Regions from separate parts of the Homo sapiens genome. Here regions 1 and 2 are each linked to region 3. The links are chromatin loops, found by intact Hi-C in ENCODE. Cell type or tissue: dorsolateral prefrontal cortex. All regions are shown on one strand.

Region 1 (8,000 bases), 700 kb before region 3:
AAATTTAGAAAGTTGAGGGATTAAAATTTCAAGATTGTTTGTATCACCGACTTCCAACTCAAAAACCTTAATTAGTTTTTCTGAGTTGAATATACAAGGCCTTTCACAATATATAACCAATGTAGCTTGGCCTTCTTGATCTCCTATTGCCTTCTTTTTTTCCATTAGAAAGGGTTTATTGCCAATATATTATTCACATTTCTATTGTGTATTCTGATATTGCTCTTATTTATCCAGTTTCTACTATTCATTTAAGTGTCAGATCATCAAGTTTCTTTTCCGGGAAGCCCTCAGTGACCTTCCTGGCTCCTTTTTTTTTTTTTTTTTTAAAGATAGAGTCTTGCTCTGTTGCCCAGGCTGGAGCACAATGGTGTGATCTCGGCCCACTGCAACCTCCACCTCCCGGGTTCAAGCGATTCTCCTGCCTAAGCCTCCCGAGTAGCTGGGATTACAGGTGCCCGTCACCATGCTGACTAATTTCTTTTGAGACGGAGTCTCGCTCTGTCGCCCAAGCTAGAGTGCAGTGGCGCGATCTCGGCTCACTGCAAGCTCCACCTCCCGGGTTCACACCGTTCTCCTTCCTCAGCCTCCCGAGTAGCTGGGACTACAGGCACCTGCCACCATGCCCAGCTTATTTTTGTATTTTTAGTAGAGATGGAGTTTCACTGTGTTAGCCAGGATGGTCTCAATCTCCTGACCTCGTGATCCACCCGCCTCGCCCTCCCAAAGTGCTGGGATTGCAGGTGTGAGCCACTGCGCCAGGCCTAATTTTTTTTTTATTTTTAGTAGAGACAGGGTTTTGCTATGTTGGCCAGGCTGGTCTTGAACTCCTGACTTCAGGCGATCCACCCTCCTTGGCCTCCCAAAATGCTGGGATTACAGGCATGAGCCACTGCGACAGGCCCTGGCTCATTTTTACTTTATTACCATCATCATCCTAAGTGCCAGGCATATAGTAGGCACTTCATATACACTGCTTCATTCTAACAAGAACCTTGTGAGGTTGTTCTACAGATAACCCACACCTAGCAAACTATGCTAGTTCTAAATGATTTGTGTAATGAATATAAGGACTACATCCTTTTCTATTTTTTTCTCCTTTATGAGGCAAGTCGTGTTCTGATGCCCAGGCTGGAGTGCAGTAGCTCAATCATGGCTCATTGCAGCCTCAACCTCCCAGGCTCAAGTGATCCTCCCACCTCAGCCTCCTAAGTAGCTGGGACCATAGGCACATGCCACTATGCCTGGCTAATTTTTAAAATTTTTTGTAAGATGGGGTCTCACTGTGTTGCCCAGGCTGGTCTTGAACTTCAGGGCTTAAGCAATCCTCCCACTTCAGCCCTCAGAGTGCTGGGATTACAGGTGTGAGCCCCCACACCCAGCCTCCATGATTTTTAAAAGGTTATTAGTACTTAGCATTCTGCAATTATATTTGCCAGCTCTTTTATAACTCTGGAAAGTAATTTAATTTTCCAAGAGATTGGTACTAATTTAAAGGGTCTTGGGTCTGTCTCTCTGTCCCTCAATTTTTTTTTTTTTCTTTTTTTTTTTTCTTTTTAGACAGCATCTTGCTCTGTCACCCAGGCTGGAGTGTACTGGTGTGATCACGTCTTACTGCAGCCTTGACCTCTTGGGCTCAAGCAGTCCTCTACCTCCTGAGCAGCTGGGACTACAGGTTCACACCACCATGCCCAGCTAATTTTTATTTTAATTTTTTGTAGAGATATGGGTCTCCCTGTATTGCCCAGGCTGGTCTCAAACTCCTGAGCTCAAGCAATCCACCTGCCTCAGCTTTCCAAAGTGGTGAGATTACAGGCATGAGCCACCACACCTAGCTCTCTCCAATTTAAGAAAATCTTCTTACTGAATTTTTTGCTTCTTTTCCCTCATGGGGATTGAGAGATTCAGCTTTTCCTGCACAGTACACTGATACTCTCAAAGCAGCAGTCCTTTATGGTCCTATTTCACCTTAGTGTTGACAGCCGCGAGGCCTCCATCTGATGCTCAGTGGCCTTGTCTACTTTATTCCATTTGAGCTTTTCTTGCACCATGCTTACAAGCTTATGCTACACTTCTTGTTACCCTTGTTTTAAATTTTTATATACTTTGCTGTAGATCACTTTTGAAAAATTGATGGGGTATAAAATTACGTTGTATGCACATGCTTTACAAATCTGAGCCCACCAAAAAAACTGTGACAAATACATTGCTTTCATTTTCCCTTTTTGGGATTATTTATGGTCTTTATTGTCAGGATTATAATTTTTAGGGGAAAAAAAAACACGTCACCCATTCTTGGGATTATAATTTTTAGAATTTATTTCCCGTATTAGTAATAGCTACTTTTTAAAAAAGAAACTAAGAACCACTATTATCTGTTTAATCTTTACAAAAGTTCTTGAGTTTGATGACATTCCCATTTCACAGATGGGAAAACAAACAGGGGCTCTGAGAAGTTAAATGAGAGCTATTAAGTAGGTAAGGCCAAGTTGAAACCCAACGCTTCCAAAGCCTGAGCTTTTCTTCCCCTACTGTCCATCTTGCCTGTGGTAAACATATTCCCATGATCCCTTCTAGAATCTTTATAGGTTCTTATCCATATTTTCCATGAATTAAATTCATACATGAAAGACAATGACTAATATTTCCTTCTCTCAATATTATATATCCCAAATTATCAAGGGTATTTTTCTTTCTTTCTTTCTTTCTTTCTTTCTTTCTTTTTTTTTTTGAGACATAGTCTCACTCTGTTGCCCTGGCATGATCTCAGCTCACTGCAACCTCCACCTCCCAGGGTCAAGCAATTCTCTTCCTTAGCCTCCTTAGTACCTGGGACCACAGGTGCATGCCACCACACCCGGCTAATTTTTTATATTTTTAGTAAAGACTGGGTTTCACCATGTTAGCCAGGCTGGTCTTGAACTCCTGACCTCAAGTGATCTGCCTGCCCTGGCCTCCCAAAAGTGCTGAGATTATAGGTGTGATCCACCGTGCCTGGTCAAGGGTATTTTTCCAGCCAAAATGTCAGCCAGATTTTCAGCTAAGATTTCCATTACTTGTACTCCATTGACCTAGATTTTCTGCCTTTTTCTCTTTCCCCTAGGTCTCCCATATAATTGTTTATTGTCAGTGAGGCAGATACTTACAATTTGTTATAACAGAGAGAGCTTTTGTTTGCATTTGTTTAAATGTTTTTTGTATTTTAATAAGCCCCACCTTCTCATTATTTTGTGCTTCCACTAGATGGCAGGAATGATCACATAATGCAGTGGTGAGGGGAAGGGAGTGAAAACCAAAAAGGAATCTGGACAGAAGCAGAAAGGTAGAAGAGGAACAGATTCAGACTGTAGGGCACCAAGGGAAGTTGAGTTTTCAGTATAAATATGAAGTAAAACAACTGCTCTTTGGTTTATGTTGTGTGTTCAAATGAAATATCAGTAGGGAGCAAGAAATGTATGAAGGGCTTTCATTTAGGAAGTTCCTTTTTTTTTTTTTTCTTAATTGACCAGAAAGAAAAGTTAACTTTTTTTCATGCAAGATACCCATTTTGTTCATTCTTAATTTGTTTACATCATTTTTTTTTTTTTTTCTTTTTTTGAGACAGGGTCTCACTCTGTTGCCCAGGCTGGAGTGCAGTGGCATGATCATGGCTCACTGCTGTAGCCTTAACTTTCTGGTCTCAAGCAATCCTCCTACCTCATTCCCCTCAGTAGCTGGGACCACAGGTACACGTCACCACGCCCAGCTAATTTTTTTTATTTCTTGTAGACATGAGGTCTTGCTGCATTGCTTGGGCTGGTCTCAGAGTCCTAGGCTCAAGCAGCCCTCCAGCCTCAGCCTCCCAAAGTTGGAGGTGTGAGCCAACATGCGTGGCCTATTCTTCCCTTCTTAAATGGTAGCATATTATATATATGGTTGTTTAAAAAAATTTGGAGTAGAGGAATTTTTAATTCTGATTTTCATTATACAATTGAGAAAACTGAGGCCTGGACAGGTGAGTAGCTTTTCTAAGGTCATGCATTTACCAAGTGGCATATTAAAGTTTTGAACTTAGGTCTCTCCAAAGTACATGCTTTTATTTCTTATTTGTTTATTTTTTGAAATGGAGTCTCACTCTGTCACCCAGGCTGGAGTGCAATGGAGCAATCTTGGCTCACTGCAACCTCCGCATCAGCTGTTCAAGCGATTCTTCTGCCCCAGCCTCCTGAGTAGCTGGGATTACAGGCATTCACCACCATGCCTGGATAATTTTTGTATTTTTTGTAGAGACAGAGTTTCGCCATGTTCGCTAAGCTGGTCTCAAGCTCCTGGCCTCAGGTGATCCACTCATCTTGGCCTCCCAAAGTGCTGGGATTACAGGCATGAGCCACCGTGCCCAGCCATGCTTTTATTTATACAGTATTATTATACTTTAGGTTATCAAGTTCATAAAGTTATTTATCATACTTCTTGGTCAAAATCCTAACAGTGTATATACCACTTGCATGACGTCTTTCCCAACTAGAAATGATCTTTCTCTCCTCAGAACTTCCAGAATGGTTTATACTGTTCTCCTTTTAATGTGCTACTTTAAATTGCAGTTGTTTGTATGTATTCATATCTACCTAGAATGCAGGGCCCCTGATAGAAAAATGCTATATGTCATTTATCACTTTGCATAATAGGTGCTCTGGTACAATTTATTAAGTGAATGGATTCTTGCCAATGGTATTCATGTGTAAACAATACTCTGTTGTGTTCTAGCCAGAAAATATCATGCTGTTAGACATATTTGCTTTCCGGTTACTAAGTACTACCATTTATGCCCTCCCGTTTTCATTCATTACTTGTTTGTGTTACCTTGATGATTTGCAAACTTTAGTGAAATTTCAGTTTGGCAGTTAAGAGAAAATGTTGTAATAAAAGGATGGCTGGTTAGAACTATTGGATACAGACTGAAAATCCTTTTATATTCATAGTCTTAGAAATTTTGACTTAATAAAGAGTACTTTTCCATGTGCTTATTGTGTTCCTAAAGTTTTCTCCCAAAGCACAGATGTCCTGAAAATTTTGCATTATGAAAGTTGTTTCAGAGCAGACTGGAATGTACATATTTCGTTTCCCAGAAGTACTCTGACTTCAGTAATGCCACACCAATGAGTGAGCTTTATTAACTTGGCCACTGAAGGAGAGTCAGGCTTTGGCAAAATCATGGGAAAGCTCTTTATTATGATATTTAGATTAAAATATCTTGAAAAGTACAAACTTGTTTTATAAAAATGTCCCAGGCCAGGCGTGGTGGCTCAAACCTGTAATCCCAGCACTTTGAGAGACCAAGGCAGGAGGAGTGCTTGAGTCTAGGAGTTCGAAACCAGCCTGGGCAACATAGTGAGACCCCATCCGTACATAATATATGTATAAATATATGTAGTATATGTACTTTTTTTAAATTAAAAATGTTCATTAGTTTTTTTTTTTTCTTGTTTGGGGGAGTAGAGGAGGGTGGTGTATAAATGTGCCTGCCCACTTGTGTTTGTTTTATACAAGTTAATGCTGTGTTTTTTGTTTTTTGGGTTTTTTTTTTTTTGAGACTGAGTCTCACACTGTCGCCCAGGCTGGAGTACAGTGGCGCAATCTCGGCTCACTGCAATCTCCGCCTCCCAGGTTCAAGTGATTCTCCTGCCTCAGCCTCCCAAGTAGCTAGGGAGGCACTTGCCACCACACCTGGCTAATTTTTTGTGGTTTTAGTAGAGATAGGGTTTCACTGTGTTAGCCCCTATGGTCTTGATCTCCTGACCTCATGATCTGCTCGCCTCGGCCTCCCAAAGTGCTGGGATTACAGGCATGAGCCACTGCACCTGGCCTGTGATTTTCTTTTGGTTAAGCACAAGAAAGGAAAAGCAGACAACAAAAGATGCGTTCATCTGTGCACATGGAGATAATCTGCATCTTATGGGCTAATGGGAAGCAGGAAGGAAAATGCTAGGTGGCTACAGAATGGGACTAGAACAGAATTTCCCACTTACTACATCACCTGCCTTGGGCAGCTCTTCCTAAGCAAACTTGGATAAACTTTTATATAGACCTTTTATCTTAGCCAAATGTTATTCATGAATTTCCATTTAGCCTCCTTGAGGTTCGATTTTCTCAGCTGTAAAATTAAGATATCACACTTGTTTTCCAAACTTCTTTCATAGCCAAGTCTGTGTAGTATCCTTAGCGTGCAGTTCACTGGAGATTTTCTTTTAATTGACTCCTCTTTTTAAGTTATTGTTTGAGACAGGGTTTTGCTCTGTCGTTCTCACTGAGTCCAGTGGTGGGATCAGCAATCCTCCCACCTTAGCCTCTCCAGTAGCTGGGACTACAACCTGGCTAATTTTTTATACTTTTAGTGGAGATGAGGTTTCACCATGTTGCCCAGCCTGGCCTCAAACTCCTGAGCTTAAGCAATTCGCCCGCCTCAGTCTCCCAAAGTGCTGGGATGACAGGCATGAGCCACTGTGCATGGCTGACTACTCTTTTTAAAAGGAAATTTTATGTCCCTATTGTAAATGGAGAATGGTACAGGATAAAATAAATACGTAGTAAATTATATCTGGCTTTGTATCATTAAAATGCTCTCATGTGCCACCGGTGGTATGATTACCACTTTGTGAGAAAAAAGACTATCACTGATATGCAAGGTTCTTTTCTGGCATTAACAGTTTATAAAGTTTCTTATCCTTTGTTCATATAATCAAGATTTCTTATTAGAGTTTTTTTCTTGTTGGCCTCCCTCATAGAAAAAAAAATTAAGGCTAATTTGATTTTAATAGTCAATTTGAACAGCCATTTTTATAGAAATTTGCTATCTTCATCTACCAGTAGATTAAAATTTTATGCTTTGATTTACATTTTTTAAAAGTTAGTATTTTTAATGGATATGATTTTTTGATGCTGAGCTGACTCAGAGGAAGAACTTCAAAACAGAAACATTAAATGTCTCAGTGAACTGAACACCAAAATACCAAAATAAAGTCATGAGATTAAATGCTTAAGGGGTGGGACCTTCAGACATTTTTCAGGAATCATTTTTTGTGCTTTTTTAGATAAGTATTGGAGCAAAACTGTTTAGAGTGCAGTTCTTTGTAACTGAATTTTGCAAGTATTTGTTTTGTTTTGTTAATAATTTAATATGTGCTTTTAGATTTCTTCAGAGGCCCCACAGTATCAAATATCCGCCTGGCTGGATTAGAGTATGTTCTGCACTTCACTGCACTGAATGGGAAGATTTACTTTCGAAGCTATAAGTAAGTGCATTTCTTCACATATTTTCTTAATCCTCAGGGTTAGTGTTTAAAACTGTGTGACTGTTTTTTAGAGCCCAAACTTAGAATTGGTATCTGGCCAAAAGGTTTCTTGGAGAGTTGGCAGGATAGCAGTGACAGCAGCTCTGTGCTGATCCTCAGTCCTTTGCCTCTGAAACCCTACTTTTCCAGTGCCCCAGAGCATCTGATGCTGCACTGTCGCTGAGCCAGGTGCACCAACCCTTCCTAGCTTTATGCAGCATCTCTTTATTGTTCTTGGTTGGATTTACAGCACTAAGCCACAAATCCTTGGCTAGGCAAAGCAAATCTCAAAACCCTAAGTCTTAACAATTGAGTCTAAAAGGAATAAGAAGATTCAGTGGCTAGATTCATTTCACTCTGTCTCTCTAGCCTAGGCCTTCTACCCCTACCACAATATAAATATAAATCTTAAGCAGGCCGAGCATGGTGGCTCACACCTGTAATCTCAGCACTTTGGGAGGCTGAGGCAGGCAGATCACTTGAGGCCAGGAGTTCAAAACCAGCCTGGCCAACATGACGAAACCCCATCTCTACTAAAAAAAACCAGAAAAATTAGCCCAGCGTGGTGGCACATGCCTGTAGTTCCAGCTGCTCAGAAGGCTGAGGCACAAAAATCGCTTGAACCTGGGAGGTGGAAGTTGCAGTGAGCCATGATTGTGCCACTGCACTCCAGCCTGGGCAACAGAGTGAGGG
Region 2 (8,000 bases), 450 kb after region 3:
GACCTACGATTTTGCTTAAAGATCGTGCAACTGTGTAGACGGATGTTCCTGCAAACCCGTGAGTTTCAGCCTTGGCTGGCCCCTCAATGCTGCAAAGAGATTTGTTCTCCTAGTCACCCAAATAGTGATTCTAAACATTGTCATGATTCCTAAGCCAACATTTCCTTCACCCACCCCCATCTGATTGTAAACAGATCACTTTATTTTCTTTTTTATTTGGAGGTCATAAACTGTTAGTGGGGGACACTTCTTCCACACTTCTGATGTCTCCTTTATATGCAGGGAGCACAGTGAGTGAAACTCCAGACCTCTCTACCCCTTTCCTCACTCTACTCCTGTGAGAGGGGAGTGGTTGATTTTGTGGGTAAATTTGGGAAGAATAACTCTATAGGCTCTGCTCAACTCCACCCTTCTTTGTCCTGGGAGCAAGCTGCCAGCAGAAAGCCTGAGTTTTCCTGTGTTCCTCCATGTTAAAACTATTCTGGGCAGAACCCCCATCTAAGCCTTACGGTGTTGCCTGTCTGGGTGGGCACAGCTGCTTAATACTGGGACTGAATGTCAGCTACCCCACTTGGCTAAGAGACCTAAAGCCATGCCTGCTGCTTAGCTGCTTCAGAAATAAGGCAACCTCCTTGGTCTCTGTATTTACTATTTTATTTATGTTTCCACCTGTTTAGAACTTGGGTTCTGGAAAGGGTCACTATTTATTGGTTAACTCCCTCAGAGACTCCAAAACCAATGAACAGGTATTTCCCCAGCTTTTTGCAACCAGCCCCCAGCCCTTCCCCGCAAACTCTATAGATGTATTTATAGCTACACCTACACAAAAATTTCTCTCCAATTTTAAGAGGAAAATGTTCATTTTCTGTATAAAGCATGCTGCCCCATTGTCTTGGTAACCCCGTTATTCATTCTTGCTTTCTAGCTACTGACTCTTCTCAGATATAAACATGCTCAAGTATCTCCCGTCAAAAAACAAAACAAACAAACAAACAAACAAAAAACCTTATTCTTTCACTTTAGGCTCCCTTCTAGCTTTTTCTCTTGCTTTGACACAGTGCACTTTACAGAAATGTTTCTTGCCAAGATCACCAACACCTGGCCCCAAATCTCCAGATCCACTTGACATTTTCCCATCCTTATTTACTGGACCCATCTGTGGTTTGCTACAGTGTTGGCCACTGTCTTTGCTTAAAACTCTTTTCTTTTCCTAGCTTCTGTGACTATGCTATCTCCTGGGTCTCCTCTTTCCCTGACCAAGAAAGAGACCGTGAAACTTGGCATTTGACTCCCAGCCCTTTCCTCTCCCCTGAGTGATCTCACTTCTTTCTCTGAGGGCAGTCTTTGAGTATTCTAATCCATTCTCCACTGTCTTGCAGGAAAGGTAATCTTCCTATTAAGAAAATCTGACCATGTTATTTCCCTTCTCAGAATCAGCCAGTTGCTTTGCAGGAATGAGTCCAATTTCTAAGCATGACATCATCAGCTGACCGCTCTTCTCTCACCAATTTCATCAATTCTCATGACCCCCAACCTGCTATATCCCATGGTCTAATCTTGACCAACTGGTTGTTGTTTTAATGCTCCACAATTTTTTCTGGTCTCTTACCTCTGCAAATATTTTCCCTTTCTGGAATAATTTTCCTTTATTTTCTGTCTAATCTACCTGGAAAGCTCTACTCCTCCTTTCAAATTCAGCTCAAATATCACTTCCTTTTTGAGGCCATCCCTAACCTCCTCAGGATGAGTTAAGTGTTGCCATGTGTTTTTATTATTCATTCATGTGTCAAATGATTGTAATAATTTTAAGTGATTATTTAACTCATCACATCATACAATCCTAGGAGGCAGGAACTGAGTTTAACTTATTTTTGTAATCCCAGAATGTAGCACAAAGGGTTTGTAGTACAAAGGGTTTACTTTTATGGAGGCAGTATTAAACCTCTAGCCATTTTGGTTGGTCATCTGGGGAACAATACTTTGAAAAAAATGTTTTTAATTGTATAAGTGGAAAATAGACCATGGACATACCACTTTTACTCATTCATTCCATCAACAAATATTCCCTGTGTGCTCATTATGGACCAGGAACTCTTCTGGGGGTAGAATACCTTTGAACACAGTCTCCACTTTCAAGGAATTTACAGTTTAGTGGGAGAGATACAGGTAATAAACAAGTGATCAAACAAGCAAACAAGCTAATTTCAGGGAGTAAAAGATATTTTGAATAACATATGACAGGTGGGGTGGGATGAGGAGTGAGTGGGGTAAGGGGTTCATTTGGATGTCAGGGTCATAAGGACACCAGCCATTTGAAGATCTGAGGGCAGCAGGTGCAGAAATCCTGAGGCAGGAAATAAGTATGGTATATTTGAAAAATAGAGAGGAGTTTGTTGGGCTGGAGTGCAGTGAGTGAGAAAAGAGTTGGGTATGTGGTCAGAAAAGTGGGTCTGAGCTGGGTCATGTAGGGTCTCATGGGCCATGACAAAATGAGCTTGTTTCTTACTTTAAGTGCCACTGGGGAGTGTCTATAGTAGAAATAATGTTGGTTATGTTTTTAAAGGATTGTTCTGCTACTGCATAAAGAATATGTCTTGAAGGACAAGAGTGGAGACAGTTGGATCAGCTAGGAGGCTCTGGTGGCAATTTAAACTGTAGATGAGGTGACTTGGACCAAAGAGCAGCAGTAGAGACAAGGAAAGTGGTCAGAAATCAAGATTCAAGGCCTGGTGTGGTGGCTCACGCCTGTAATCCCAGCACTCTGGGATGCCAAGGCAGGTGGATCATCTGAGGTCAGGAGTTTGAGACCAGCCTGGCCAACATGGTGAAAATCCATCTCTACTAAAAATACAAAAAATTAGCCGGGCATGGTGGTGGATGCCTGTAATCCCAGCTACTCGGGAGGCTGAGGCAGGAGAATTGCTTGAACCCAGGAGGCAGAGGTTGCAGTGAGCCGAGATCACTCCATTGCACTCCAGCCTGGGCAACAAGGATGAAGCCACGTCTCAAAAAAAATAACAATAAAAAAATAAATAAAATAAAATAGAAAGAAAGAAATCAAGATTCATTTTAGAGATAAGGAGAAAGGAGAAAGCAGTAGTGACTCTGGAGTTTTGATTTGAGCAATTGGGTTGTGCCATTTATTGAGATGGAGAAGACTGGGGAAGGAGTGGGTTTTATTTAAGACATGTCAAGTTTGATATGTCTATTATTAATACATCATAGATGAGACTGTGACTTTATTACAGTCGTACTGAGTTCTGACTTGAAAATGTCAAGTTAGCACTCGGATATAGGAGTTTGGAACTCCGTGGAGGTGTCATAGCTGGAGGTATAATTGTGTATTCATTGGTGTGTAATTGTTCTTTAAAGCCAAGGGAGTCAATGAGATCAGCTAGGGAGAGAGTATAGGTAGAAAAGAAGGCCTAGGACCAAGCACAGAGCCATTCATTATCCAGAGCAGAGATCAACATGGCCCAGTGTCAAGTGCAGCTCAAATCTTTTTTTTTTTTTTTTTTTTTTTTGAGACAGGGTCTCACCTTGTCACCCAGGCTGGAGTGCAGAGGCACCATCACGGCTCACTGCAGCCTGCACTTCCCGGGCTCAAGTGATCCTCCCATCTCAGCCTCCTGAGCAGCTGGGACTGTAGGCATGCACCACCACGCCTAGCTATTTAAAAAAAAATTTTCTTTTTTGTAGAGAGGGGGTCTCACTATGTTTCCCAGGCTGGTCTTGAACTCCTGGGTTCAAGCACTTTCCCCCACCTTGGCCTCCCAGAGTGCTGGGATTAGAGGCGTGAGCCACTGCACCAAACCAAAGCCTGTTGAGCTGAGAATATATCTTACATATTTAAACGGTTGTAAAAAAAAATTAAAAACAAACAAAACCCAGAAAAAAATAAGAGACAGTGGTTGTACGTGGCCTGCAGAGCCTAAAATATTGACCACTTAGAGGGTGTGCAGAGGCGAGGCTAGCAAAGGGGGCTGGGAAGAAACCGCTAGCCAGGGTAGAGGCCATGAGCGGTACCAGAGCAGCCAGGACAAGGGCGCCACCTGGTGTTTAGAGGAGGGAGGGCTGAGAAAGCCCGGGAGAGACAGGCGGGTCGCTGGTGACCTGGACAGGAACAGTCTCAGTGAAGGGGATGGAACCCCCTTCAGAAACGGCCGAGTATAGGGGACAGTGGGAGTCTGGGAGGTAGAAACAGCAATGATAAGTCACTCGAGACATTTTGCTGTGAAGCTGAGCAGAATGGTAGGGCAGAAGTTAGAGGGGATGCAAGCTTTATAAAAGATTTTTTTACAGGGCTTTTTTCTTTTTGATATTTAAAAGATAGGAGATAGTACAGCACGTTTGTACGCTGATGGTAATGATTAAGTAAAGAATGAGAACGGGATGATTCAGAAGAAAGGGCATAACTTGAGGAGTGAAACCCTGCAACCTGTTTTCAAGGCCGGGCAGGAGAAGGAATGCTTACAACGGAGGGGAGGCAGAGGTGTGGGCACAGATGCAGGCGGGCCGGCGGATCTGGGGAGGAAGGATGAAGGGAGTTCTCTTCTCTTTGTTTCTAATTTTTCAGAAAGCAGGAAGCCAAGTCACCAGGCAGAACTGATAGCATGGGAAGTGGGTTCCCACCAGTCGCATGCAGCTGCTCTGGTATGGCCATGGTGCTGGGGATGAGTCAGAAATCTCAGGTAGGTACAACAGAGGAACAGGCAGATATGGTAGTTAAGGGTATTTTGAAAGAATTATTATATTTGATAATTTGAGCTGCTTAAGGAGGGAAGAAAGGACATGAGAGGGGTACGGTAAAAAAGGCAGGGAGGTCTCCATGTGGCCAGAGAATTACTGGAGTGGGCATTCTAGAATAAGTGAGATAGGAGATGGTGCTCTGGGAGGGAGGTGCTTGAAACTAGGGTTTGGGAGGAGGTACTGTTACTGAGGACAAGATCTGGGTATGGCCATAGGTGGGAAAACAGAGGTGGACTGGAGGATAAGCTTGCTGGAAAGGGCAAGTTCAAGGAGCTGGAGGTCAGAGAGTCGGTGACTTCATCCATATGGATTTTGCTGTCACCAAGGAGAGTGATGGGAGTCAGTTTGGAGAGAAAGACAGTTTGGTGCTGAAATAGTCAACGGACAATCAAATGACCTTAAAGTGATATCTTTCGAAAGGTAATAAAATGAACTAAGAGTAATTTCATGATAGTTCAGTTCACTGCATTTTATTGGAAATTTTCTACTTTTACAAAATGTGACTTTTATTGATTTTGAATGCCAGATTTATCAAACACAACTTTATGAGTGAAGAGTGAGTAGGATGGATCGAGAGCAGCATTTTCAATAGAACTCTCTGCAAGAAGTTCCACTATATTCAGTGGCGCAATGCCTGTTTCTGCACAATGCTTGTGCCACTGAATATAGTAGCTGCTAGCTATGTGGCTGCTGAGGACTTGAAAAGTGGCTAATGTGACTGAAGAATTAAAATTTTAATTTTATTTAATTTTAAGTAATTTAAATTTAAGTAGTCATATGTGGCTGGTGGTCATCGTACAGTGCAAGAAACTAAAACATTCAGTCATCTGATCTTTATAATGCCTGCTCACTGGTTAGATATGAATTTATTATTATTCTGTGACACTGAGCTGCTGTTGTAACCTGCTGGAAATACAAACCTGAACAAGTCACGTGCGTCCTTACCTTTATTATATCATCAAGTTCTGAAAGAGTTAGACGAGGTGTTGTCAGAGAGTCCGCAGATGTGCTCAGAGACATGTTCACCACTTCCATTTGTTCCCTCACTCTTTCCTGTTGTTTCTGCGGGAAGGAAGAGTAAGGGAGAGTGAAGTGAATATGTCTTTAGGGAAAGCGTTGGGGAGAGCAGTAAATGTCAACTTGCTCTCTTTGGACTCAGACAAATCTGGGTTCATATCCCAGCTCCATCCTTGCTGTGTGCCTTTGGGGAATGCTACCTGTTTGATGCTGCTTTCTCATTTATAATACAGAGATAACAACAGTAAGAATCTTGGGAGATTAGACATACGGAGGATTATTATAACACCGTCATTTCAAAGAGAGCTAGCGCCTTAGAGAGGGCATTTGTCTCTTTTTCCCAGAATATAAAAGAGGACTATGGAGAAAGGATTGAACACAGGCTCTATATTTGCAGTGATTGGAATATGAATTAATTCAAAAAGTATTTATCATGTGCCAGCCTTGGGCCTGACACAAACAGCCCATTTGGACAGGAACAGAGAATATACAAAAATAATCTTATTATGTCCTTTTAAAAATTAAAAATGGCCCTACTATTAAAGCATCAAATTTTAATCTTGCTTCATACCTCTCAGAGCTCTTTATTGTAAATGCTCAGATGTTTTGAGAAGGGAAAGTAAATACTAATACATGTCTTGATGAGTACTTTAATTTCTACCATCACTTTTAGGTTCTAGAGGCAGGGACATTGTGATTCTGAAGAAATATTATGGGGCTTCCAATGAGTTTAGAGTTTGAAAGAAACATAGAAAGAAACTTTAGGAGGGAAAAGTAAAAGACTCATTTTACAATTTGAGTGAAAAATGAGTTGAAGTTACCTTAGAAATAGTAACAAGTCAGAGTTGAAATATACATTATAGTGTAATCTAGAATATCATAGAAATAATTATAGAAGCCTAGATAGAGAAGGAAATACTTTAAAGCTTTTTAAGTTCATCTTAATGTCCTTTCTTACTCCCTGCAGTCTTTTCTGGCTTAAAGAAAAGGAAGAATGGAACCCATCTTCTCCAGATATGTTGTTATGGGGTAGGTGTAGGTCTAGAGACAGAAAAGAATCACATTTGAACATCCTCTTAATGCAAGAACATTTTTAAAGAAACAATTTTCCCTGAATATCCATCAAGCCTAATACAGTGTGACTATCTGAGATCAATTATTCTTATCTTTACAAAGACTGGGAGTTATACAGCAAAAGCAATACTGTAAAATATGTGTATTAAAATATGTAAAAGAAGGGAGTTGAAAAAAGGTTGGTATTATTTACCTCTCACAGAACTGTTTTCCTTTTACAGTGTTCTTTACCCCTTCTGTAAGTTCTCTCTGGGTGACTGCGGGAGAACACTGCTAACACCCTGAAGTCAGAGACAAACTTCAAAGCTGTGTGCTAATAGCACTGTATATAAGCTTATTTGCAGTAGATGAAAAACAATATGCTTCAAGTTAATGAGTTTCTCCCACTTACCGTATATAGCATTAGACAGAAATGAATAAAATTAGCTTTGAAACAAATAAAGATATTTCCACAGAAAAGTGGTCAACTTGAACAAAGTAAAATGTTGAAAACTGATAATTATGAAAATGACACAATTGTCACTATTCAGCATGCTTCACTGTGCATATTACATATGCAAAAAAATAGAAAAAGTTCCACGGTCAACAACAACAACAGCAACAGCAACAGCAACAAAAACAACAAAAAACAGTCCTGGGAAGGTAAAGCTTGGGTATATAGTAATCCCTAAACAGTGCTTTTGAAGGAGTATTTTACTTACTTTTAAACTATACAATCTCATGTTCATCTGATAAGTTTTTAATCATTCTGTTACCCTTTGGAGATAGAGGTAAGATGACAAAATAATGTAATTGCTAGTTGTATGGCTACTGTTGGTACATGTCAAAATGATTAAGCTCTGTGGGTACTTTTTTGGTTTTGTATGATAACTGAAATTTGGGGATTATTCTTTTCTAGCCCATGCTGTAGGTGTAATAGTGAAATGTAAAATTAAAACAATTAAATTTGGGCCGGGTGTGGTGGCACATGCCTGTAATCCCAGCTACTTGGGAGGCTGAGGCAACAGAATTGCTTGAACCCAGGAGGTGGAGGTTGTGGTGAGCTAAGATTGTGCCACTGTACTCCAGCCTGGGTGACAGAGTAAGACTGTGTCTCAAAACAACAACAACAAACCCACTTAAGTTTGTTTTCTAAAACACAGAGTCAAATTCCAGTAAGG
Region 3 (8,000 bases):
TAAGATAATGATAGTTAATTGCATATGTAAAACCGAAGGCATTATTTTAAAAAATAATATTCTTTAAAAACAAAATATTTAAAAAGTTGACCATTATAAAAATAACTTAAATATATAGCTGACAAATTCCCAGTTAAATCAGGGTAATGCTACATTTTGGTGGTACTTTTTATTCTGAAAGAACACAAAGATGTTTGCAAATCTGCCCTAAAATACAAATTAAATACAAATACCTTGATTCACTGATGACGAAACACAGTCACTAGGAGAAAGAAACAACTAAGAACCACTGAGTATTTGAGAGTGGGAAACAAAACAGATCCTCTTAGAGGAAATACAAAGGAATTAAAGAATAGAACAATCCAACTGGGGATTTGGCTAGGGTGTGGAGTCTAATCCCTCTTGCACTACTTAAACAAATCCATGGTGAAATTAAATAGCAGAGCCAAAGGTTGGGCTTGGTGACTGACTTTTCTCAACTTCCTTTTTAGAGAGGCAAGACCCAAGGTGTCAGGAGGAGGCCAAGTTCCTGCATTTGGGAAATCATGGCTCCATCTCTCCTTCCCTCAGGGCTGGCAAACAGCCACTGGCAGTTCTTCCCCTTGGGAGTGCCTGTTAATCCTCATGGGTCAGAAGAAGGGAGAAAGGTTATCCCTTTTAGATCCCTTCAGCCTACTGAACACCTTCCTAAACTGCTACCAGTTGAATAGTTGGGCCAAATAACTGCTCGTCACTGTTTACTACCAAAGAAGCCAACTGAGGTTCCAAATCACTGTAGTATTTCCCAAGTTGGGGGGACACACTGTATGTGAGTCACTTTTACCGGGCATAGAAGGTGTCTTTTCAGCACTCTTTTAATATTTCTGATCACACTTAGGAGAAAAATCTTAGTTTAATCTGTGGCAATTACTTGCTACTCTCCCCTCTCTTCCCAACAGAGGGAGTGGACTGCGGGCTTAGAAACTTGGGTTGGCAATAATATATGCTCTAGCTAGCATTTCATATTTTTATGGCTACTTTTAATCTATGACAAGTTTTACTGGCTTTTCATTTAGGGTATTGATAGAAAGTTTTCTTTCAAAATAAGTGAGCAGGCTTCAAGAGAAACATTAAGTTAATAATAGTGCAAGTATTACACAGGGTAAAAACCGGGGCAGAAAGCCTGAAAAACTCAGCCTTAATCACTGCTGTGAATTTCTTCTCCCTCCTGCCCAATGCTGATGGCATTTTATTGCGGCAATCAACTTTTAAAATCAAGTAGTTAAGTGAAAACAAAATGAAACATACTCTTCTGCCTGGATAGAGTCAACTGGAGCCACATAATTGCTGGGAATGTAACCTGTCTCTCCAGTTGTCAAGGAGCGGGCTTCCCACCAATCTCCTTCCCTGTAAATAAAAAAGAAAAGTAAATATGTTGACCATTTCAACAGCTTGCAGTTAGAGACTCACTGTGGTCTGAAGTGTATAACTGTCACCTAATCATCCTGCCACCCGATTTCTCCAACCTATTCCTTTACTCTGAACTCCAACATAGTCCCCCTGTGAAGGTCAGAAGGTTCCAGTTCGAGTCAGCCATGAGATGAACCCACAGTTGTCTCTTGCCTTATTTGTGAATTAAGAATGTGGAATCCTGGCCATGAGAAGTCTCTCTTGGTAGGGGGCATTTTGCTTGGTTAGTGTCCTTAACTTGGATGGATGGAAAAGGAATCCAGCCTCAGCCTAATTAAGCAGAACATGTTAGCTGCAGATCATCTGGGAAGGGAAGCTTTTTAGGAGGTCTGAGGTCAATATGAGCTGCACAGTACTGCTTCCCTATTGTAAGCACCCCTCTCTTTCAAGTTCAAATCATGACATTAGAAATGTTAACATCTTAACATTGGGAGGTTAGGAGGTCTGATGAGGGATGAAGGCATGCTCTAAACACGTGCCTGGCTTGCTCTCAAAAAGATGGGGAGACACCTCTCTGCAGGTAGAATGATGCTACAGTAGGATCACCTTCCCCAGGCATTTTCAGTCTGAAGTGATTCCATCAAATGTCCAGAGCACTGGCCTGAGGCTCATGGGCAAGGGGTGAGGATGGGAATGGCTGCGTGTGCTCGCACAGGTGAAGCACAGAAACTCGGCAAGGGAGTGAGATTTTTAGTCACGCCACTTTGTACTGCCTTAGGCTCCATGCCACAGCACAGCAGTGTGGTATCAATCTGGGGAGCTCTCAGAGGAGGTGAAAGGGGATCTTGTAGCTACTCTCATCTTAAAGCCAGTGAGTACATTAAGCAGTTCAAATTCATCTGCTTAGATTCAAACAGGGCTACCTGTGATGAAGAGCAGGAATGGAGTGTGTACCTCTTCCCATTAACATCGGGGAGGCCATGGATGTGGCGCTGCGGCTCTGACATCCACTGAGTATCTGCAGAACCTTCCACCAGCCTGCAGTCAACGACATGATTGCCCTCAAGCAAATCAGACCTCCCAGCAAATCTGATCTCCTGGGGCTCAGGACCTTCTTTTCCTCCTTTTTTGGTCCTTGGAGGCAGCAAGCAAAACTTCAGGCATTTTAAAAAAAAATCGTTCTTTTGGCTGAGTTCTGTGTCAAAGCTTTCAGCCAGGGGAAAAAAAAAATGTGTTAGCTTCTGGCCATGGTAAAGATGCTCCCCAGACAGATTTAATCAGGTAGAGAATAATCAGCCTCCACATTAAACTCAAGCATTACTCCAGAGGCCGCTCTCTAAAGCTGGACTCTCTGAGCAAGGTGAGCAGTGAGCAACGCCTCCAGATAGGATTTAATAGAGCAACAGAACAAAGGTGACCAGCCAGCATGTGCTGGGGGTGCTGCTGTGGGAAAATGTTTGGTGGCATAAGTAACAGAATAGCCCACAAAAAAAACCAAGGTGCCAGCAAAGGTTTTTAAAACCTTATGCTTTAATTTAGTTTCCTAATCTCTCCTTTTTACCCTATTACAAATCCAGCAAAAGTACAGTACTCATATTCAGAAAGTTCTTTATTCATAAAATTTAGTTCATGTCTAGATTTATTCATAATCTTAAATTTAGTTCATGTCTAGATCTTTGTTAGGAAATATTTATACATACTGAAGAATATAGGTACAGTATATATGAACCCCGTGAACCCACTGCCCAACTTAAGAGCTAGATCGTTACCAACTGGGTGGGATCTGCACTGTGCTGCTCCCCTATTGTAAGCACCCCTCTCTTTGAGGTTCAAATCATGACATTAAAAATGTTAACAGTTTGTACTGGTCTCATTTCTATGCCTTCCAAAAGGAATACATACAGTTGTAAGGATATCATCTAAGAACATATGTGGAAGTTTATTTTTTTCTTTAAACACTGTATGTGTTTAAGGAAAATGGCTTTGGAGACATAATCTTCACTTTAATATAGTGACAAGGTTTACTGCTCTGAAGTTCCACTAGATGGAGACATTTCATCATTAAAAATAACAATACCCAGCTCCTCCCCCTCCACCCTCTCCCGCCCAGCCTGGGAAATGCTCCAAAATGGCGAGGAAAAAATTAAGTGCTTGTAGCAGAGGCTTATTGTTTTTTAATGCAAGATAACCTTCATCAAGTTAGTTCTAATTGAATTAAATTAAGAAAAAAATGGCTAGCATCAATTTTAGGGTATCTGAGACTGTCAATAGGGGCGGGAAGCCAATACATTTTGCTGCAGGTTGGGACAAGCCCAGCCTTATTCAGGTGATCTGGCATTAATGAAGTCATTTCCAATTCAAATCTAGCATTAACTATCTCATTTTGGTCTAGGTACCTAAATAGTGTAGCACAGATCAGAATGCAATTATCAGCTCATTCTGAAGTCATGAATCAGGAATTCATGATTTTCTCACTTGACCCTATTAATCTCACAAGGGTTTTCAGCTACTCATGAGAAAGATAAAATCCTTGATTTCTCTTTTTCTAGGCTTTCTAGGGTCATCTTCTTCATCAAAGGAGACATAAAGTGACAAAGATTCAATGTTTATTATGTAGTAAACCTCACATGTTGAGCCTAGAGAGGCTGGTACAGACTCAAAATATTCATTGAGAGCCGTTGAGCGAGTGAATTAAGTCATCTTTTTGATACACTAGAAGCACCAATTCACCTATAAATAGATATACTCTATATTCATGTTGATTTAGGAAAATAGGATCTCTACTATGTTATCTTTTATTTCTTGAGTTACTGTGGGTAATTAGCATTGTTAAAGCTGTATTTCTTTAAACGGTTCTTATAGTTCAGATTTTTCAGTTTGCACTTGGTGAGATATTCTTTGTTATCTTGCTCTAATTCAAATATATGATTTAAAGCCTGGCGCTGGTTTAGAATGGCTTTTAAGGTTTTATAACAGCTGTCTCTGTTCCTCTGATTTAAAGACTTGCTAAAAGATTCTGTGCCCCCACCACACCCCACACCAAGAAAAGTGTCTACCCCCAAACCCCAAAGTTGCTCGTAGGCTTGTGGGCCCCGGAGCTGGGAGCCCTAGAGCCTTGGAGCCAGGGAGTAGTTATTTGCCAACAGAAGTCAGCCTTGATCTGCTCAGTAGTGTAGCATTTTATGTCGGTAACAATTTTATCAAATGCTTGGGTGGGGCTCTAAACCAGGATTTCTTTTTATCACAATAGGAAAAAAAAAACAACAAACCTACCCTCAGCTGTGACCAATACTCCACTCTGTGTAAAACATGTATTACATTTTAAAGAGTCACTGTTCGTAGATGGTAAACGACTAGTCTTGAAATGTGAAAACAAGGAATAAAATGGATGAACTTAAATACTTTGCAAAAGGGGTTCAAATTTAATAATGTCCTAATACATGACACTGAGCACTTACAACGGGTCAATGAAGCACCTTTGCCCCTTGCTGGGTAGCAGGAACACCGCCTCTGGGTACATACATACATGCACATCCCACGGTGTATGTTGTACTTTAACAAAGCCAGCCCTGTGGCCTCCAGCGCCACCAGGGCTCCACCAGGGAAGGGAGTGGGAGGACACACACTAGGAGGTGTGGCAGCTGCCCTGGCAGAACAGAGCCCCATTCCTCCCTCTCCTCTGAGGACCAGAGCCAGAGGCGGGAGAGGATGGGGGAGGGGAGGAGCCGTGTGCCATCTGCTTCTGTATTATTGCTTTGTTTTTCCTTCACGATTTTCTCTTCCCTGTTATTACCCTTGACTTCAGGATATTGTCTTGTTACACAAACCTTATTTTTCTTTTCTATAACCTTGAGAAAGGGAATTTTAAAATTCCACTGATATGGAATTCCATTGGCAGAAAGGAAGAACATTAAGAGGAAGAGAACCTTTGTAATATTTTCCTCTACAAGAACAGGGTTGGAGGCTCAAAGGACTCCGTAAACATCAAAGGCCGTGCATGGAAGTCACAAAATAGAGATTGAGACGGATTGGATCCTCCTTAAGTGTTTCTCTAAAATTTCAATTTGGTGACACTGCAGATCGTTTCCAGATTAACAAAGGAAGAAGCCATGGGACTGACACTGGCAGGGACTGACTTTCCAACGCCCTCCAGCGTAATGCACAGACGCACGTGCAGTGTGGACAAAGCCTCCTGAGAGCTGGGTCTGCACTCTTACTATTCCTTGGTTCTTGCAGTTGAAAGTTTACAAATAGTCTTGAAATTTCTAATCAACCTTGGCATGTAGGGGAGGCTAAGGGGCGGAGGATTTCAGAATTCAAAGTTAATGGACTCCAACAAGCAGCAAAATAACAGCAAGGAGGTATACCCAGAGAGATCAAAGCCCAATCCCCTCCTCCCCAGCCCCAGTCAACTCTCCAAAGCTTCCTGTCACTTGAAGGTTCCCATCCCCTTTGATAAAGTATCTGGGCCTTTCCCAGATCAAACCTGACACTGTTCTCAGGATGCCTCCCTGCACCTCGCCCTGGGCTCTGCCACCTGCCAGCTCTGTGCTCTGGGGCAGTTTCCTAATCTGGGCCTCTGGCTCCTCAGATATCAAACGATGACGTCGATGCATACCTCAGACAGTAGTGGAAGAATGCATGAGAATGTTTGTAACTTAGCTCATGGCTGGTACATCAGGAGCCTTCAATGAATGGTAGCTGTTTATTATTTTTTAAAAACTTCCTGTGGCTACAGGAGGAGGACTCCTGGGGGGCAGGTAACACTCTTCTTGACCTGGCTGGTGGCCACACAGGCATGTTCAGCTTGTGAAAATTCAGCAAACTGTATACTTTTTGAAAATTGTGGTAAAATATAGGCAACATAAAATTTATCATTTTAATCATTTTTAAGTGTACAGTTGAGCGGCAGTAAGTACGTTCACACTGTTGTGCAACATCACTGTGTACACTTTTGATACGTGCACTTTTCTGCATGTGTTCCAACAAAAAGTTAAAAAAACACCACCCCACACCTTTGTTAATGATGACAATCCTAATATATGTTTGAAAACCCTGTGGCTATGTAGACTGTGCCTTCTGATGTCTCGAAGAGAGTCGTTGGCCCTTTATGGCAGTATTCAGTTCTTGCTGTTGAAAGGCGGCATATTCTCACTGCATGGTTCTGTGAGCCAGGGGGCATTCAAGAAAAGGGTGGGCTTTCCAAGGAGGCAGTTTTCAGGCCTGAAGGAGGTCCCTGTGGCAATCAGCACTCCTCTTTCCTGGGATGTGCAGTGTGACCAGGGCTGCCTCTTACTCCCTCTGGCATATCCTTCTGGGAAAGCTGAGGAGCCTGGCTCCAAGTCCTTCTGCCAACATGGAATCTGATTTGCTCAGAGAGCAGAGGAGAAGCAACCAGACTTGGTGGCATAGAAGAACTTCCTGGTGTGCCCCTCAGCCCCTGGGTGGCATTCTTTCCCAACCACCGGGAGCACTCATAGGGACGCTGGAGATGCCTGGCTTGCTGATGTGGAACCCCACCCCCCCACACTTTCTTCAGAACCTAGATTTTTTTCTGAAGGGCCTCATCCACATACACTGCCTCAATCTAATAGAGGCAGTATTTATAAACCCTAAGAAAATCTGACCCGTGTTTACTCTTCTTATGGAGGTACTGAATGTAGGATTTGAAAAGTGAGTGATCCTCACTCTTGAAATCTCCCCACTGCTTGTTTAACTGTTGTTCCTCCTGGCCAACATTAAACAACCATGCAGCATATTCATTCAAGAGTGGGTAAAATCACTTCTTCTAGCTCCAAAAGATTCCAGTCACTCCCAAATTTTTGTTATAGGGAAACGCCTCCACAGGCTTCACCAAAGAAATGTTTAGCAGTTTATAAAATAAAGAACTTGTTGCAAGCCTCAAGTGAGGGCTTAGCTAGTGTAACATCTGAAATGTGAAGAAAATCTCAAGGCAGAGAGCACGAAACGTGGGTAGCCAAGGCTTGTGCCAATCACTTGAAACTGTAGGTTTGTAGAAACACTCAGGGCTGTGGAGAGCGATGCTGGTGATTTTACAACCTTTAAACCTAAACCAAAACCAATAAACATGGACTGTGCTAGTATTTTTGGTACTCTCCAAAAATCTCCTTGGACACACAGTGCCATAAAATACTGCACTGTGTCACTGACTCTTCTTTTTCTCAAAGTATATTGTTGTAAACCAGTGAATTTAGCAAATGTTCTTTTAGCATTTCAGACATCTGAAGAGATGCAGACCAGAAATGCAAGACCCCTTCCCAACCTGAAAGGTATACATGCTTCTCCTCCCTCTCCAAACTTACGAGCTGTTCAATATTTGAAATTTTTCTCCTTTGTGAAAACTCAGGTCATCTTCTGTCCGTGCTTCATAGTCATAAAGGGCCACAAAGAGTGTCACTCCTGCCGAAACGAAATTCACAAGAAGGGAGATTATTACACAAGGGGAAATTAATTCCAAGAAATTAAATCTTCACTAAAATCTCATTCTCACAATCTACATCTAGCCAGCACTAATAACATGATGAAGTGTTGTAATTAACGTGTCAAAACCACAGTCACAGGGCTGTGTTTATGCCTTGGTCTTTGTAGGG

What was found. Hi-C counts contacts between places; a loop is a spot of excess contacts. Peaks named below come from ENCODE experiments on the same cell type or tissue, not always from the same donor. Only the 100,000 strongest peaks of a DNase experiment are listed, where the experiment ranks them.
Region 1: a loop joins it to region 3, with 5 times the contacts of the local background. A loop is called at or near these places in 2 of 110 quality-filtered maps.
Region 2: a loop joins it to region 3, with 4 times the contacts of the local background. A loop is called at or near these places in 31 of 110 quality-filtered maps.

Annotation. Positions count from the first base shown.
Region 1 is chr6:111,008,589-111,016,588 of GRCh38, forward strand. It overlaps RPF2 (ribosome production factor 2 homolog), which reads left to right. Exons shown (of 10, transcript NM_032194.3): 8 at 7,166-7,268. It overlaps LOC124901375 (a long non-coding RNA gene), which reads left to right and starts at 1,633. Exons shown (of 2, transcript XR_007059705.1): 1 at 1,633-1,675; 2 at 3,244-5,000. In dorsolateral prefrontal cortex, CTCF peaks have their summits at 3,264 (motif pointing right) and 3,464; no DNase peak of the experiment used is centred here.
Region 2 is chr6:112,159,466-112,167,465 of GRCh38, forward strand. LAMA4 (laminin subunit alpha 4) reads right to left here. Exons shown (of 39, transcript NM_001105206.3): 13 at 5,695-5,811. Among named protein-coding and RNA genes, the nearest start is that of LAMA4-AS1, 73 kb to the right of the region's middle. RefSeq lists an enhancer at 4,127-4,176. In dorsolateral prefrontal cortex, a CTCF peak has its summit at 4,060 (motif pointing left); a DNase peak (open chromatin) is centred at 4,056.
Region 3 is chr6:111,706,635-111,714,634 of GRCh38, forward strand. FYN (FYN proto-oncogene, Src family tyrosine kinase) reads right to left here. Exons shown (of 14, transcript NM_002037.5): 5 at 7,713-7,809; 6 at 1,288-1,386. Among named protein-coding and RNA genes, the nearest start is that of TRAF3IP2, 100 kb to the left of the region's middle. RefSeq lists an enhancer at 3,596-3,725. In dorsolateral prefrontal cortex, CTCF peaks have their summits at 3,426 (motif pointing right), 3,626 and 5,004; DNase peaks (open chromatin) are centred at 3,497 and 4,997; H3K4me3 peaks cover 1,294 bases; H3K27ac peaks cover 6,627 bases.